Regions from separate parts of the Homo sapiens genome. Here region 2 is linked to region 1. The links are chromatin contacts, found by Hi-C in ENCODE. All regions are on one chromosome and are shown on one strand. The core of a region is the stretch at or near the end of the contact, and the rest is flanking DNA. Distances in the headings are between cores, read along the strand shown. Region 1 has its middle 110 kb from the start of LINC00392. Region 2 holds the start of LINC00392 (long intergenic non-protein coding RNA 392).

Evidence for each region. A loop is a pair of places that touch in the nucleus more often than their neighbours do. Pooled maps may share reads with other maps.
Region 2: a loop to region 1 is called in a map of K562, with 2.0 times the contacts of the local background. The contact joins the promoter of LINC00392 here to the enhancer-like site in region 1. A Hi-C loop is called at or near these places in 1 of 168 maps with a recorded cell type or tissue (K562) and 1 of 50 pooled maps.

What each region holds. Positions count from the first base shown.
Region 1 is chr13:73,447,300-73,452,550 of GRCh38, reverse strand. No RefSeq gene overlaps it. Among named protein-coding and RNA genes, the nearest start is that of LINC00392, 110 kb to the left of the region's middle. Within about 2 kb of position 1,795, at least 4 of the 41 ENCODE cell types and tissues checked have a DNase peak (open chromatin) inside an H3K27ac peak, as active enhancers do.
Region 2 is chr13:73,562,443-73,567,506 of GRCh38, reverse strand. LINC00392 (long intergenic non-protein coding RNA 392) reads right to left here and starts at 3,263. Exons shown (of 3, transcript NR_047009.1): 1 at 3,205-3,263. The region is part of intron 2 of LINC00393 (long intergenic non-protein coding RNA 393); the gene reads left to right.

The sequences.
Region 1 (5,251 bases), core at 546-3,045:
CAGAGTGTTTCTGCCTTATTGATCATTCATCTGGACCTGCCAATCAGCCTATATGGGTCTGATGTCTTTAAGATCCTCTTACCTCCCCCATAAAAAGAAGGAAATGAAAAAACTGGTTTTAAAAAGGCAGTTGCTGACTCCATGGCACCAACCAATTGATAAAATCCATTTTACTGTTCAGTTGCCTGGCTGTCATGGACTCACAATTGCACATATTAATTTGCTAGTTAGCCCTTTAATTAGCTTTGTCTGCATAATTGTTCCCTTATGATAGTGGTGATGGTAGCATCTTTAACCATTGGGTCTGTTACAATAAAATCTGCTGTACAGATAGTTAAGAGTCAGATAATATAGCAGACTTCTAATTCTATGTCATGGTTCCTTTAAATAATAGACACATTTAAGAGGCCATCTGCCATATTAGAAATGCCTACTTTGAAAACTGCTTTTTTTTTTTTTTTTTCTGAGAGGGAGTCTTGCTCTGTCACCCAGGCTGGAGTGCAGTGGCGTGATCTTGGCTCACTGCAACCTCTGCCTCCCAGGTTCAAGCAATTCCCCTGCCTCAGCCTCCCAAGTAGCTGGGATTACAGGCACCTGCCACCACGCCTGGCTAATTTTGTGTGTGTGTGTGTGTGTGTTTTAGTAGAGACAGGATTTTATCATGTTGGCCAGGCTGGTCTCGAACTCCCGACTTCAAGTGATCCACCCGCCTCAGCCTCCCAAAGTGCCGGGATTACAGGCGTGAGCCACTGCACCTGGTGGAAAACTGCTTTTTTTCTAAAACTGTACATTGCCGAGCTGAACCTGACTCTGACTCCATTTGAATAAGTCACTGTATGGCCTTCATAAGAAAGTTCACTGGGGCCCATTGTTTGGGATACTATTGACTTAACATTCATTAAGAGACCCATAAAAACTTACTTCCTGCATGTTCAGTGCATAGTGTTTAAGCTGTAAATATGGCAATATGGGTGTAAATATTGGCTTAAAACTCTTCTTTGAGTCATTTATTTCCTTTATCTTATTGACTCTAAATTGCCATTCTCTTCTGTTTAGCCTGGCCCTTTCCCAGTCTCCAAATGTGCTTTCTGAATTCCCAGTGGCAGTTTTGTTGGGATTCTTCCCAAAAGAGTCAGGGGGCACCAAATGAGGATACTTTTGTTCTCACTCTGTTCCAGACACTCCGTAGCTGCTGAACACGAAGACGGCACTCCACTGGGATGACCTTTGATTCTTGGCAGAGAATAGTGATTTCACTAAGGGAATTCACTCTGGCTGATGGGTCTCTAGTGTTTGTCAAGATCTCTGTGGAAACAAACATTCAGAGGGTCTTTGTAGAAAAGTCCAGAAATAATTGAGCAAGTCAGGAGATCCTTACCCCTAAAAAATGTCAGGTTACACTGAAGGACTCCCTAATTGATGCCCTTGCATAAATTATTGCTGCTCCCTACCACTTTCCCTTTTCCCTTTAACTGAGAAAAATACAAAAGAAAAGTCAACTGAATCAAGACATAAATTCATTTTTACAGCTGAATAAGCTTTGTCTTTGGTTGTTTTAAAAATGAAATAAATGGAAAAATATTTGTTGGAGAATAATAAACACACCCAGGTACTTGCTGCTATTCTAAGGCTGGGCTAAGATTGAAGTGGCTCGGTAAGACCACCTGTGTTTCTTGGTTTGAGCCCAACAGAGCTTCAGAATTTGTATAGTTGGTTTCAGTCCAGCGACCTGGCTACATTCTTGGATCTCTTACTCAACATGAGGCATCAAGATCACTGGAAACTTTAACAAAAACATCAACAACTGGAAGAGCCAGTTAGCCTATGGTTTGACCCCCAGGCTGCACACCCTTACATCAATCTATTTCTAGTCTTCTGGGAAATTAGTTCAGCCTTCAAGGCAGGAGAAGGGGCAACCTGAGGGTACAGCTGCTCATCCCCCTCAGGAGATGAAGAATCCACAATCACCCCAAAGCACACATTTCCATGCTTGCTTTTAAATCTGCTTTCCACTTGGCCGAAGGGATGCCTCCATAACAACTCTGAAGGCATCAAAGAAAAAGCAACATACTCTGTCACATTCCACTATGGAATCCAATAAAAGAAACATAACTCAAAATCATTTCAGAAGCAATTAATAAATCGCTACTCAGAAGCAGTTCCTCAAGGAAGCTTGTTCTTCAGCCCAATAATCTGAAACACATCCGGAAAACAGTAGCCGAGGAGGATGAAAAAGATAACAAATCTTATTTTCCACTTGTCCTTTTGGTATACTTCAAAATAATTTGGATACTTTCTGAAGTAGCTGTTTTGAATAGTTTTAGTTAAATTTCCAAAGGTCTACTAAGTCCAGCTACCTTTATCTAAAGAAGATGGTGAAATAGCCATACCAACTTTAATAATAGCAAGCTAGAGGTATAGTCAATATCATTAGTGAGCTAGGTACCTTAGTCTTATTATTCAGTTTTCCAGTACCCATCTGTGTGACCTTAAGTAACTTAACCCCTCAGAGTTTTTAGATGAAAACAAAAAGATAGGATAACATTCTCATTTCCCACAGTGCATTTCATGAGTACACTGGGTTAATAGGTATTATGTGCAAAAAGAGTTTCACTTTTTTTTGTTTCAGAAATGCTGTATGAAACAAACTTAAATTGAGTTTCACCAGTGGATTGCTCATGTCTTTTAATATACTAATTATCATTATAAATTGGGGAGAGGGGTTATACTATGAAGCAATATCTAAATTTATTTGACCACAGGAGCATCATGGGAATAGTACACTCCAAGCTTTCTTCCAGCTCTGAAATTCCATTTTTCAGTCTGAAGGAGCTAATTGCAAATTGGCATGTACACAAAGGTCATCATCACAGCAATTATTAATCATCATTGAATGATGTGCTTCACAGGTGAATGTGTGGCAACATGGAACAGAGCAAGAATATATAAAATCCTACTTCAGTAGGAGGGTTTTTCTATTCTCCTCTTATTCTCTTAACCCTTGAGGGGCTGATCTCCTATCTTATGTGGCCTTGTTTGGAGAGATAAGGCCCCAGACTCACCATAGTGTAAACTGGTATTACTCATTACTGGTATTACTCATTGCACCCTATTATTCTCCTTGCCTTCCGTATGGAGCAATAGAAAGTCTAAATAATCAAAAGATCTGTTTTTCTACTCAGCATTTATTCATCACATCTCTACCATTATTTTCCAGGAAATAAAATCAAATTTATTTTTAGAACATTTTAAAGCAATAGCCCCAGTTAGAGCCCTGTGCTATGACTAGAATAGTTTCCCTAATCTAATATTCATGGATGACTGACTCATGTTCAATATTGAATTTTATAAGTTTCTTTCTCTTTCTTGTAATTATAACTTAGGCATCCCAGGATAAAAAAGCAAAAACGAGAGTGAATGTGAAGTAAATGAATTGTATTTCCAGTGACAATTCTGTTAGTGTTTTTTTTTTAATCTGTATTGCCTTCTTCTCCCAAATTATAAAAGGTATAAAAATGATTTGTGATTACTCTGTGGATATGGTAAAAAGTATAAAGTTAATTAAATTTTAAGTAGATTAACATTTTAATTATTAATAAAGATAAAAACATTTTTCCTTGTCAACAATTATTCATCTACTTGACGACTTCAGTGGTTACATCCATGTGTGGTCATGTTATAACTTATTTAATGTGTGGTGGCCATAAAAATGCTCCTCTCAAATCTCCTACTGCATGAAATATTATTGACTGATGGCTTCAGCTGCTACTCTTGGAATCCACCTCTGAACCTGTGCAAAAGCCACATTTCTAGTGGGTATTCCCGAGAGACACAGGACCCCTTTGATAGGTGCCTTTGGCTGGAGGACTCCTTATCAACATTGCCAAAACTTTGTTAAAACTGCGCTGCTGTCTAAGACTCTTCCACCCAAACTTCCTTCCTCCCCTCTCTCTTTCACCACGGTGAGAACTGCATGGTATTTTGATGGCTATCTCTCTCCGTCTCCCCTCTTGGGTGTTTGCCCTGTTGCATTATTAATCTTATCTCAGTTTTTGTTTCTTGGAAGACCCAGGCTAACACGAACCAATTCCCTATTGTTGGACACAGGCTATCATGCATTTTGTTTGTTTGTTTTTATTAAATTGGATTGCAATGAAATTTCTTGTAAGATATGATACATGGCTATTATTAATTAATTTTTTAGTATGTAATCTTAGACGTATAATTGCTGCTGGCTGCACGGGAAGTATATTTTTTAGGGCTTTTGATACACATTGGAAAACTGACCTCCAAAAGTTATTCCAATTTACTTTTTTATTTTGAGTTGTTTATGTTTTTTCTTAGTGACTTTCAAGAGAGTTTTACATAGTAAGGGCAATGAACAGTGAAATAATTTTAAATATTAGCAAGTATTGGCATAAATAATCAATTCTAAGTCAAATAACCTTAATAAGTGAATTCCACTTACTGTCATAAAACCTAAACCTCCCCCACATTCAAGATACACATACAAACTCACAGCATCTAGAAAATATTGTACATGATATTATTAAATTGAACAAAACAAAATAGAAAAAATATTGTCTTCTGGAAGAATTCCTGTGGAGCCAATAATATAAAGAAGCAGCCCAACCTCATATTGTTGGTAAATCATCTTGGTGAACAGCTAACAGAATCTGGCTAGAGATAGCAGAGGAATTTTGTGTGGGCATGTGCATTAGTTTACTTTCCAAAATAATTCCATCTGGATGCATGAGAAATGTTCTATCTGTTTCAGCTCATTAGGAGATGAGATTCAAGCAAACATGTTCATTGATTTAACATGCTTGATCCCCTAGACATGAGTCATCCATTTCAATTTGCTCCACCAAGTTTGGAGATGGAAGACAACCCATAAGCATTTTCTAAATTGTCCATTAATTGATAGCTTAGAAAGCCATAATATTTTATTGGCTTTCTCTAAATCAGGACCCAAAACAATTAGAAACATGGGAAGTGGGAAGGAATGAATGGTTTAAAGCTCAGCTCTAATTTATTTTCATTGAGTCTTCAACAGGTCAAGGAGACAACTTCACTAATTTTAAGTAAAATGGCCCTGCTCAGAGATACATTATAGAAGGCTTACTTTTCTACACTCTGAGTCTCAACTTAAAATTGGCTTGAAAAGTGTACTATAAGAGTTTAAAATTTGCATCATTTCCACATGTAGACAATGTTTATTTCCTGTTCACTTCTACAGACAACTACGGCA
Region 2 (5,064 bases), core at 2,014-4,513, 110 kb before region 1:
CTTCTGCCCCATTCCTTCTGCTGTATTAGAAATACAGTGATGAAGGGACACACATAGTCCTTTGAGTCTTGGACCTTACAGTCTAATGCAGAATAAGGGAGCTTATATTCTAATATAAAAGAACGTATTAAAAATAATCCAGAAGAGAATTAAAATGGTGATACCTCATGAGAAGTTCTAGGAAAGTAATAAAACAGAAATAGTGATATACATTAAGAAGAGAGATCTTTAGCGAAGAAATGCCCTGGAATGCAATATCAAGTTTTTTCAAAGTAAGCAAGCATGTGACCATGACTTATTATATTTTAATACCCGGCTTCTAATTTTGTCCATAGCAGCAGCATGGTGTTTTACTGTACAGTCTCTGGACGAGGGACGGAGGTTGTCTCCTCTCACCTTCCCACTGGTCTGCCTTGAATTTCTTTCCTCCCTCCTTACCTAAAGTTCTCACTTTCTTGCCCTGCTGTGACTTAGTTTTCTATTGCTACTCTAACAATTTACCATAAATTTATTGGCTTAAAATAACACAAATGTATTACTTCACAGTTCCAGAATTCCAATGCAGGTCTTACTGGGGTAGAATCAAGGTGTTGACATAGCTGCAGCCATTCTGGAGGCTCTAGGGGAGAATCTGTTTCTTCACCTTTTCCAGCTTTTAGAGGCTCCACCTGTTCCTTGGCTCATGGCTCCCTTCCTCCATGTTCAAGGCCAGCAGTCTAGTATCTCCTTGACCCTCCTTCCATAGTCGAATCTCTTCCTTTTATCACAGCTAAGAAAAGTTCTTCAGTTTTTAAGACTCAAGTGATTAGACTGAGCCCTCCTGCATAATCCAGGATCATCTCATCACTTCAAGATCTTTAATTTAATCACATTGCAAAATCACTCTTATCATGTAAGCTAACATATTCACAGTTTCCAAGGATAAGGATGTGGATATATTTGAGGGCCATTATTCCACCTTCCACACTGAGATAACTAGAGCTTTCAGGTTTCTCATGGGAGAATTAAAGCCTATCATCTCTGGAAAAACTTTCATTCCCTCAAATATTGGCTAAGAATTATGGAGACAGTAGAGAAATAAACACATTCACAGTAAGGTTGTAATAGCTGGCACAGTCTATAGTTTCTTGTGGCATTTGATTACAAATGTTAAAAAAAACTTCAATGGGTCATATTTCTGGCTATATTACAGGTAGGCATATACTTCTTGATTTCAACTGGACTGTTCTCTTTTGAGTAGAATTATCTCATAATAGGGACAGAGGAGGGAAAAAATAAAACTTGCAGACTCTCCTCTGCTGTAGGGAGAGGCGAGAACTACTTTGATTTCTCTCCCCAACACATTTTGTTTGGAGATGAGGTCCAAACAACCTTAGTAAAGGCCAGGTTTTAGCATGTAAATGAATAGAGCAAACTCCTTGTGAGAGAAGTTCAAAATAGAGAAACTGTGCATGAAATAGAAATACCTCTTTTAACTCTGCCTTGTCATAGGTTCATCAACTTTACAGACCCTTTGATCTTTTTCATATGCTCATGACCATTTCTGACCCTTAGCTCTCTCCTCCTCACCCTGCCACTATCAAGCTAAGACTAGAGAAGCAGGAATATCTAGCCTTCTCTGTCAAGGAACTCAGAGCAACTTCCTATTACATTACATATCTTTTTCTCAATTCCAGTTTCCATATCACCTTTTCCCCCACATCAGGAAAAATCTATAACCCATTTCAGCACCTAACAGAGTACTTGGCTAATGATATGTGCACAATAGGTATTAAATGAATAAATGAATAATTTCTGATCTAGGAAACTGAGCTGTAATGACTGTGTGGCAGCAGCTACCATTGATTGAATACCTACTTATTGTACTGAGGCAGCTTTCCCATATTTTCTAGGTCTTCACATATTTTATCTCTTTAATCTTCCCACCAATTCTATGAGGTTGGTATTACTGTCTCTATTTTAAGATCAGGGGCTTTAAGAAACTTCCCTAGGATTACACAGCTAATAAGAGAGCCAGGACTTAAAGTGAGATCTGTCTCACACCTAAGTCCACTGTTCTTCCTGACTCTGTGCTGCTCCCTTCCTCCTTACCATCTTGGTCCAGTGAGAAACTCAGATAAGCATTAGCTAACAAACCTCCAGTCTTAGCTTGATAGTGGCAGGGTGGGGAGGAGAGAGCTAAGGGTCAGAAATAGTCCTGAGCATCATTATGAGCACGAAATACTTTTAACTGTGCTGTAATGATTATGTGTGGTATTCAATATGGGTTAGATGAATACTTATGGCTGTTTTGATTGCTCTCTTTATAGAGTTATTATTTTTGCCTATGTGTATGATTACTCAAAAGGTGTAAAAACTTTAGCCAAGAATCAAGCAAATTGCCAAACTTTATAACTAAATCCTGCCTGGGTTGGTCTTTTAGAGACCCTATATCATCACCTAGTGAGGCTTCCTCAAACCCTGCTATCTATAATTCAGAATTTAAAAAAATTTCTAAACTATAAGAGAAAAAGGTGACTAAGAGGATTTTGATTTCTGGGGTGCCTATTTTAAAATTCTTTTTGAAATATCACTTTTTAACAAATAATTTTTGTGTTTCTGATTTGCCGGTGCTGCCAACATGGGTTAACAGTGTCCACCGGGTAATCTGGCACTGGGCTTCGCTATTAAGTTGCTAAGTCTTTGGGTTTCTAGAGGAAAACTGGGAGAAAGCTGGGTGGCCAAGTGAACTGTGAAACCCAAAGACCTCTTGAGGTCACTTGAGTTTACTTCAGTACGTTTTTTTTTTTTCCTCCTCATACCATTTGTTCATACTCTTTCTTAGAAAAGCTAGGTTTGTATTCTATGTCGCAATGGATGATTTTCCCTACGTTTTAAACTCCCATATCTGTTTTAAACTCCGGGGAAAACTGTTCCTTGTTAGGATCGATGCACATTTTTCTTCCTTGGGTTTTGCATCGGTAAATTTCTAAAGATCCCTTTTCCGTAGAGCTTTCAAGATGAATAGCCAGTTCATAAAAACTGTCAAGTGCCTTGCAAATACCAAGAAATAATTCAGTCATGTTAATCTTTTACATGCAAATTTTGTTTCTTGTTATAGAAGTGTAAAATATGTAGTCATATGAAACCCCTTTGGTTATGTATTTAGGGATCCCAGGAGGATACATTGGATGAAAACCAATATTCACTCTAACAAGCACTTACTGAAATTCCATTAGGTGCGAAGAACCATGGTAGGTACTAAGGACACAAAGATGAAAATGATTCTCCAAATTGATCAGCCTGGACGTTGTTTCCCTCTGAAATCAATAGATTAATCATTTTTTAAATTTCTTGAGGCTCACGTAAGTAATTCTGATTTTCATAAGCACATATGAATATTCAGTTATTTGTGTAATAGTCTTATTGATAAAGTAACTTGGATATAGAGCTCCAGTGAGAGTTTCTGGATTCATGGCTAAGCCAATATTTAACTATAAGACAATAAAAAACACAGCAGTAAAAACTGAATTGGGCTAATTCATGATAAATAATCTCTGGGGTATTATCCAAAATGTTTTCTGCCTACACAAAAAAAGAAAATAAAGAAACACATTTGCCAAGAGAAGAGGAGGCTTGGAGGTAAATGGGGCACAGACTCTTCATCTGGATAATGTTTCTGTTCTATTAACATGCATCTGCCACACTGGGAATGTTGCTATTTCTTTTTGTTAGAGTGATGGCCTACATGTTGCCATGAGATGATCAATAGAAAAGTTTTAGAAGAATGAATATTAGAAGACTATGGAATAGAGTCAGAGAGAGGGAGAACCTAGGGAAATTGGTGGAGGCAGGGGAATACACCCAGAAACTGGGGTATATGGGGTGGGCGAGGAAGTAGAGAAAAAGAGTACATAAGGATAAGAAGGAGAGAGAAGTGAGAAAAAAAGAAAATAATAAAATAGAGTGAAAATGACAGGAAAGAGACTACACAGATGAGAATGAGGGGAAAAGGGAAGTTAACGGAGGAAGAAAAGGACAAAAAATGTTTAGAAGTAGAAGACAGAGGCTTCAATGAGACAGAGTAAAATGCTCACAACACTCTCTAGTGTTGGATTCTAAGATCCCAAGTCTGTTGTTGCCACAGCCAATTAACAGCACTAGTTATGGGCCTATCTAACAAGGAGACAAGTTCCAATTCTGTGCAAGAGTACTGCTTCTCAGCTATGTCTATGTGCCAAGCAGAAAAGCTCGATTCCAGCAGTCAAGGAAACCTGCCTATGCCTTGTTGTCATCTTAGCCTTGAGCCATGGCTTTCTTTGTGAAGCTTCGGGAATGGGTCAGGGTTCTCTAGACTAATGGAGTTGAGGCTAAGATGGACCATGCTTGGCTAGCACCTCTTCTGCTCCTTACCAGGTAGAAATCCAGCCTCATGTAGAGGAGTGAATAATCTTTAGTGACTTTAGTGAATAAGCTTTATTCACTTTATTCATTTTAGTGAATAAACTTTAGTGACTATGCAACATAGCAAAATAAAACGTGTTTTTTCTGCCTCACTGAGAGCAGAGGCACAGTGAGCACTCAACAAACAGATTAGAGTAGGAGAATGAGTGAAAGGAAAGAATGCTTTATAATGCTATTTGAACAATAATACTCTTCCCTGCCTCAAAAAAAAAATCCCCCAATGAAAACTTCCTAAAAATATTGCATATTATCTTCAGGCTATACATCATATTGTCAATGTTTGTGAAATGATGTCACTAGCAGCATCAATTAGTGAGGAAAAAAAGGCCCTCAATTTTTTGGTAACTAAAAACAAACACAACTTAACTTGGCTATTATTTATATTATTTTAAATATAAAATAGAACAATGTCTAAGTGTTTGGTGCACTGTAATGTAATGAATCATATCACGGGTCATGCTTTGCATAATGTTGTGCCTGCATTATGAGAGAATTGACATCATTTTATTATTGATTCCTCTTACCTCTGGATACAGTAATGTCTTTCCATGTAGTCAGAGCCTCTTTAATATCTGTCAATATTTTAATATTTCTTTCTAAAAAGTTCTTGCGCACTGTTAG